Regions from separate parts of the Mus musculus genome. Here region 2 is linked to region 1. The links are chromatin contacts, found by POLR2A ChIA-PET in ENCODE. All regions are on one chromosome and are shown on one strand. Each heading gives the region's core, a stretch centred on a gene start or an enhancer-like site at or near the end of the contact. The rest is flanking DNA. Distances are from core to core; before and after follow the strand shown. Region 1 overlaps Myh9 (myosin, heavy polypeptide 9, non-muscle). Region 2 has its middle 25 kb from the start of Myh9.

What was found. ChIA-PET counts read pairs that join two places held with the same protein, here RNA polymerase II (POLR2A).
Region 2: POLR2A ChIA-PET joins it to region 1 with 16 read pairs in embryonic stem cell. The contact joins two enhancer-like sites. POLR2A ChIA-PET finds 5 or more read pairs at or near these places in 4 of 5 experiments (Patski and embryonic stem cell).

Annotation. Positions count from the first base shown.
Region 1 is chr15:77,802,240-77,805,951 of GRCm38, forward strand. The region is part of intron 3 of Myh9 (myosin, heavy polypeptide 9, non-muscle); the gene reads right to left. Among named protein-coding and RNA genes, the nearest start is that of Myh9, 38 kb to the right of the region's middle. Within about 2 kb of position 1,677, at least 3 of the 3 ENCODE cell types and tissues checked have a DNase peak (open chromatin) inside an H3K27ac peak, as active enhancers do.
Region 2 is chr15:77,864,906-77,868,617 of GRCm38, forward strand. No RefSeq gene overlaps it. Among named protein-coding and RNA genes, the nearest start is that of Myh9, 25 kb to the left of the region's middle. Within about 2 kb of position 2,072, at least 1 of the 3 ENCODE cell types and tissues checked has a DNase peak (open chromatin) inside an H3K27ac peak, as active enhancers do.

The DNA of each region.
Region 1 (3,712 bases), core at 427-2,926:
TATTTCTGGACCAGGTGAAGGTGTACAGACAAGACTATGAACAGACTATAACCCCCACCCCCACTCCCAATCTCTACTATCTGAACACCAAAAACATCTTAGGTCCTTGGGAGTCAACCCTGAGTTGGTACCCAGATCAAGATTGCAGGAACTTTATGTATGCAGGCTGCTCACTTTGACTTCAGGAAATTATCTTTGCTCATCTGATAGCTTTACTCCTGAAAGCCAATAGGGAAAGGAAAGCGGCTCTCTGCTCTGAACAGAGCACTGTCTGGCCCTAGTACACTGACTAGGCCATAGCCCTACCACAGTCTCTGCCAGAACCTAGGAGGGCAGGACACACACTGGTACAGCAATGCCGACAGCAGGCAAACATGGTCTGCCCACTGGATTTTACAGTGGATTTTTAAAAGACAAGTTTTGTGTATGTGTATGTCTATGTGCCTGGTGTCCTCCAAAGCCAAAGAGGGCACTGGACCCCCTAGAACTGGAGTTACGGACATTTGTGAGCTACCAAGCGGATGCAAGGGACTCAAACCCTGGCCCTCTGGCCCCTACAGATGGATTTCTCAAATTTACCTCTGCTGGATAAGGGTGCACTGACTCACAAAATCATGAGGTCAGCTTTCCAGTAGTTACTCTCAAAGTAGCTTTGCTGGCCCAGATCAAAGCATGAGTCGAGGTGGGAGCTGTTGAGTTTTGGTGAAAACCATAAAGCTGAGTTGTGAAAAAGAATCTATTGAGCTAGGGATATGGATCAGCAGATTACTTTATTTGAAAGTAATCTACTGGGTTCAATCTCCAGCACAAAAAAAAGAAAAGAAGCCAACAAAAAGGACCTATATATCACCGCTCGTCTTTAGAGAGCAGAGCCTAGATGTGAGACCACGAGAACAGGTAAGATTATACAGTAGCTCACTCCAGCAGCAGACCTGCCATCCAGGGGGCAGCCATGAGCAGGCTCCTAGCTCCACAGTGCCTGAGGGAGGAAGAGAGACCTGGAGCTCTCCTAGAACACCACAAAGGCTACTATCAGCCCAAGGCCTCACTTCTGCAGGGCTGAGGCCCCTCTGAAATACCATGCAGCCAGTGAACAGACTGGAAGGCAGTGTCAGGACCAGGCGTTGGAAAGGTCCATGGAAGCTGTGTATTCAGTCCTCTACTGCCCCGTCCTCTAGTACCTGGCACACAGGCCTGCACTGCCCTACACCCACTCCTGAAACTCTAGCCTAGCCATGCTGGGTGGAGCTTGAAAGGCAGAGACAAAAATGAAGACTCTATAGATGGGCCAATTAGCTAGTGAAAGAGCAAGGGTCCTGCTTTATCCAATCTAAACTCCATTGTCTTCCCAGAGACAGTCCCTCTTGTTCACAAGGCTTTTCCCTACAGCTGAGGCTAAGAGGCCCAGCAGACCCTCGAATGTAGCCTACAGAGTGCTTTGTGGGCTTCTAAACCCCAGGGCACATCACTTCTGTGTCGCTGTCAGAAGGCCCCCATCCTGTCATCTGGTACTCCTAGGTACCAGTCAGCAGTCTGCCCAGCAGGACCTATGGTCTGCATGTGTAGATGGTCTACAGTGTACAGGACACAGGAGGCATGAGGCTAGCCCTGTGTCACACAGACACTGAGCATGGCCCTCCTCAGGAAAGCCACACTGTCTCCTGAGGCACACGATCAGGCACAGGGCTGGCTCCACACTTCCCAGCAGACAGTGGGGCCTTTGTGAGAAGGCTGGCAGGGCTTAGCCCTCCTGGCCAGCACATTCCTGCTTAAGTGGAGTCATCACATCTGTGGCTTCCTACTGCTCCAGTTCCAAGGCTGCCACTCAGAACCTAAAATACTCTCCCAGCCTCTGATGAGTCGGGGCTTTTCCTCAAGACCTGGAACCAGATGAGCAGATACCGAGAGGTGAAGGGAGGTCTTTCTCTCTCGTGTACACATGCCCCCACCTAACTGCTAGACTACCAAGAATTCCTTCAAGGACTAGTCAGAAAAGAGGGCAACGGTGGCCATGATCTCCTTGTTCAGAAAAATCAAGACACCCCCCCAACCCCCAGTTCTAATAGATGACAATCAGCTATCACTCTTGAGCCCATCCCTTCACCTGTGAGCCAGGGGACCATGCTTAGATGGGAAGGGCACACGCCAAGCTTGCTGTCACTGCTTACCCAGCAAGGTCAGTCAACCACCCAGAGGAAAGTGGTCATTCAGTTACCAACCACTTCCAGGGCAGCTTCCAGAGAAGCAAAGATGGGATGGAGAGAAGGCTGGCTAGCACATTGCAAAGGGCAAGCCTGCAATGCAAGCCAACTCTGCTGCCCGCCCTACAAACCCTGTGTGTGAGCTCACTGAAATGCCAGCATCCCTGAGAGGGAGCCAGACCTGGCTCAGAGCTAACAAGAAGCACAGCTTCTTTTCTACCTGCATTGGGAGAATAACTGAGCTCAAGCCAAATTCTCTCACTGACCAGACCAACACTCACTCACTCTTACCAACAAGAGCTCCAGAGAAAGCCAAAAGCTTCCCCACCCCCAGTCCACACACGGGGTTGCCTCTGCCTGCCTGATTTCCACACACGGCCCCCGTGCCTGCCCTGGGATGCGCCTGCACCCTACGTACCCGGGGCAGCAACACCAGCTCTCACCTGGTTCCTGAGGCTGACATGCCTCCTAATAGCCAAGGCTGCAAAAATGAAACAAATGGAGAGGCAGAGCCAGAGTGGTAAGTATGCAAACACAGCTCTAATTAAACCCAAGGCTGGAGAGTAAAACAACAAACAAAACTGTGCAGGCACGTCTGGGCCACAGCAGAACCACTTATTAACACAGCGCGGCCAAGGTTCCCGTGGGCTCTACCTCCACCGTGCCTTCGCTGCCATACCACAGCCTCAGCAGCCACAGCTTCCCTGAACCCCAAGACACCTGACACCTGTTGCCACTGCCCTGGCACCAGGCAGCAGCAGCTTGCCTTGCTATGCCCCAGACATGTCGGCAAACATCTTCTCTATCCTTCTGGACAGCCGGCCCCCTCCAGGAACAGCGTAGTAGACTAGCCCTTTTGGTATCCCTGCATTCCTTATCACCTGTTTGTGTGGCCTAAGCCAGACACCGTACCCTTCAATGCCCTATCCGGTATCCATGGCAGACAATACTAATCTATTCCAGCATTCTTTGGATTGGGTTTCAAACCCTTGACAGTACAGGGTCAAGACGACCTATGAAGCTTAGTCTAAGGATTTTCAACTGGGGACAATTTTGTCCATCAGGGAACATCTAATGGAAGTGGCTAGGGATGATTTTTTTTTTTGGGTGGTCACAACTAGGGAGCATGAAAGAGGCCAGGATAACGACCATGCATCCTACAGTATCCCAAGTGTCGTGTCTGACCAATAAAAATAGGTAAAGTTCCTTATAACCTGCCATCCAAAGCAGGGTGAAACTGAAGGACCCACAAGACAGTGACCAAGACCAAACAGGCAAACCCCAGCAGCAAACAGGCTTCAGAGACAAGGGCCCTGGGAGGGCTCAAAAAGTCTGTCTCATGAAAGTCCCCAGACAAAGCCACCACCAAGCACCCTATTTGGTAAAATGAATGCTAGTATGTCATAAGCCACAGCCAACTCAGGAAGGAAATTTTGTCTAGTTCTTGGGGGAGGAGAGACAGAAGAGGAACCATCTGGCTACATCTTCTGAGATGCAAAAGACAAAGCAAA
Region 2 (3,712 bases), core at 822-3,321, 63 kb after region 1:
GGTGATGTGCCAGTTGATGACAATGTGAACCATTCTCATGCCAGGGACATTCAAAAATGATCAACTGAAAAATAACTTGTATGCCAGGGCCTAGCAAACACAGAAGTGGATGATCACAGTCAGCTATTGGATGGACCACAGGGCCCCCAATGGAGGAGCTAGAGAAATTACCCAAGGAGCTAAAGGGGTCTGCAACCCTATAGGTGGAACAACAATATGAACTAACCAGTACCCCGGAGCTCTTGTCTCTAGCTGCATATGTATCAAAAGATGGCCTAATCGGCCATCACTGCAAAGAGAGGCCCACTGGACTTGCAAACTTTATATGCCTCAGTACAGGGGAATCCCAGGGCCAAAAAGGGGGAGTGGGTGGGTAGGGGATTGGGGGGGGTGGGTATGGGGGACTTTTAGGATAGCATTGAAAATGTAAACGAGGAAAATACCTAATACAAAAATAAATTTAAAAAAAGAAAGAAAAATAACTTGTTTTGGAGAAAATAACTTGTTTTGAAAAATAACTTGTGGTCTTTTTGCTTCTGCCTCCTGAATGCCAAGACAACCACTTTTTTTTTTTCCTTTAAATATAGCCCAGGTTGGCCCATAGTTCACTATGTAGTTAAGGATGACCTTGAACTCCTGATTGTCTTGCCTTTGCCGTCTCAGTGCTGGGATTATGGACAGGGACCACCAGCCCTACCCCTCCACCCCGATCCACATCATAGGTTGTGCTGAGGATCAAGTTCGGGGCTTGGGGGATGCTCAACGAGCACTCTCCCAACTGAGCTGCTTTCTCCCTCCGTCACTGCCCTTTTTCAGTGCTTAGAGGATTGTGGTAGAGCACATGTAACAACAACAACAACAAATCATTTTAAACAGGCACAGTGATGCACTTGTGTAATTCCGGCACTCTGGAGGCCAAGGCAGTAGGAGTAAGAGCTCCAGGCTAGGGTTGGAGAGACGGCTCAGCGGTTAAGAGCACTGACTGCTCTTCCAGAGGTCCTGAGTTCAAATCCCAATGACCACATGATCTGATGCCCTCTTCTGGGGTGCCTGAAGACAACTACAGTGTACTTACATATAGTAAATAATTAAATCTTTGGGCTGGAGCAAGTGGGGAGGAGAGAGAAGGAAAAAAAAAAGAGCTCTAGGCAAGTTGGAGACGGTCTCATACAACAGATATCTTGGGAAGCTACTCACTCTAATCCTAATTCATATGCTCACAGGCTGTGTCCTATGTGTCCTTAGCTTTCCTTTTTTGTGTCTCATTTCTTCTCCTATCCAGTGAAGATAATGGTGGCACCTACCCCAACAGTGCTCCAAGCAGCACCTAGGACAAACTATGTCCTCAGTATTGTTTACTGCGATCATTTCTACATTGGTTACTTTGGAGTGAAGGTGGCAGGAGAAGTTTGCTCTTCTCTGAGGTCTCAGTCTTTTCTCCAGCTTTTATCAACTCAATGGCCCTGGATGGTCCATGCTTCAGATCTCAGGGCAGAGAAGGAGAAAAGAGAGCCTGTCAGCGGGCCCCTGTGTGCTGCTGTGTGACTTAAAACCAGTAAGTGTACCTCTCTGTGTTAGCATTGCCTGTCCACGAAAAAGATAAGCTCCTTCTATCTTACAGGCAGAGGTCGGGAGTAAAAGAATCAGTGAATGTGACTAGAGAGATGCTGTTTATCTGGCTTTATCATCTTCCATTCAACTATGATGGGGGGGGGCAGAGCTTTGCTGGCTCCTTTCCTTGCTTGTTGCTGGCCCCGTGAAGGACCAGAAAATGCTGTCTCCAAGGACTACTGCTCTGGTCCACGTGACCAGGATGAAAGTCCTTAACAAAAGGCCACCCTGGCCTCTCACGCTGGCTGGCCTGGCTGGCGGAAGAGCCTTTGCCCTCCTTTCGGAGCCTCAGCTGGGGTGGGGGTGGGGGCGTCAGGGAGATGCTCAGAGTGATAAACAAGGAGGGAGCGGAAAATAAAACCCCCAAATGTGTTTACTCTGAGATGAGAGAGCACTGCTTTCAGGCTGACCACAAGGCCTTGTGAGTACAAAAGCCACATGTCTGGGAACATCCTGGAATGTCACAAGTTGCAGAGGCAAGCAAAGGCTTTCTGGGGCCAAGGGCAGGCAGGACCAGGACTCCACCCTGGAGGAACCTTTCTCATACCTTCTCTGATTCCCAGGTGGGTTCACAGCCATGAGTCCTCGACTATCACACACCAACATCGGCTAAGCCAAGTCAAGCCCTGGAGTACACCTTATTGCCGGGGTCCCTGTCTACTCGCCCTGCCTGCCTCCATGCCTCTGCTCTGTAGGATCCTACTGGGTCACCTTGTCACCTTTGAACATCCTCAGTTTAACAGTTTAACTCCAATTCTCCCCCTTCCCCCCCCCCCCCGGGAAACCCTCCCCCCCCCCCCCCTCAGACAAGAGTTTTCTGTATAGCTCCCTTTAGCCTGGAACTTGCTAATTTACTATGTAGATGAGGCTGACCTCCAACTCACAGAGATCCTCCTGCCTGAGAGTCACATGTGCCACCACACCCAGCTCTCCAATTCATCCTTTTTTGTTTGGTTTTCGTTTTCTTTTTTTTTTTTTTTTTTTTTTTTTTTTTTTTTGGTTTTTCGAGACAGGGTTTCTCTGTATAGCCCTGGCTGTCCTGGAACTCACTCTGTAGATCAGGCTGGCCTCAAACTCAGAAATCTGCCTGCCTCTGCCTCCCGAGTGCTGGGATTAAAGGTGCGCGCCACCACCGCCCAGCCCCATTCTTTTTTTTTTTTTTAAAGAAAGATTTATTTATTTATTATATCTAGGTACACTGTAGCTGTCTTCAGATGCACCAGAAGAGGGCGTCAGATCTCATTACGGATGGCTCTAAGCCACCATGTGGTTCCTGGGAATTGAACTCAGGACCTCTGGAAGAGCAGTCAGTGCTCCTAACCACTGAGCCATCTCTCCAGCCGTTGTTTTTGTTTTTTTTAGGATATGGTTTCCCTGGGTATCCCTGGAACTTGAACTGTCCTGGAACTTAGTCTGTACACCAGGCTGGCCTAGAACCTAGAGATTCACCTGCCTCTCTGCCTTCCAAGTACCAACTCACCCTTAAAGCTGGTCAGGGCCAGAGAGATGGCTCACTGGATAAAAGCAACTGCAACCAAGCCTGATGACCTATGATCAATGCTTAGCACTCACAGAGTAGAAGAAGAAAATGGAATCCTGGAAGTAGTCCTCTGACCTCCACATGGGCTCTGTAGCACAGGGGTGCTGGGAACCTGACTGAGGTCTTCTGCAAGACTGACACATACTCGTAACTGCTGAGCCTCTCCAGTCTCATTAGTTAGTTAGTTTGTTTGTTTGCTTGTTTTCCAAGACAGAGTCTCTCTGTCCTGGCTGTCCTGCTGGAACCAGCTCTGTACACCAGGCTGGCCGGAAACTCACAGAGATCTGCCTGCCTCTGCGACTGCCTCCCGAGTGCTGGGATTATTTTATTTCTGAGGAGTGAAGGGAGCTGAGCTGAGGTAACTTTACCCTTCCATGTATCAAATGGCCTTTGGCCCTGTGTGAAAGTTCTCTTCCATGGCTCGGCTGCCTCTTCTCTTATCCCTGCTCCCATTCCCCTTCCTGTCTTGCAAATGCTCCTTCATGGACCTCAGTTCACACCCCGCCCCCAACAACCATGCAAAATGCGGCTTAGCAATACATGAGTAATCCCAGTACTGAG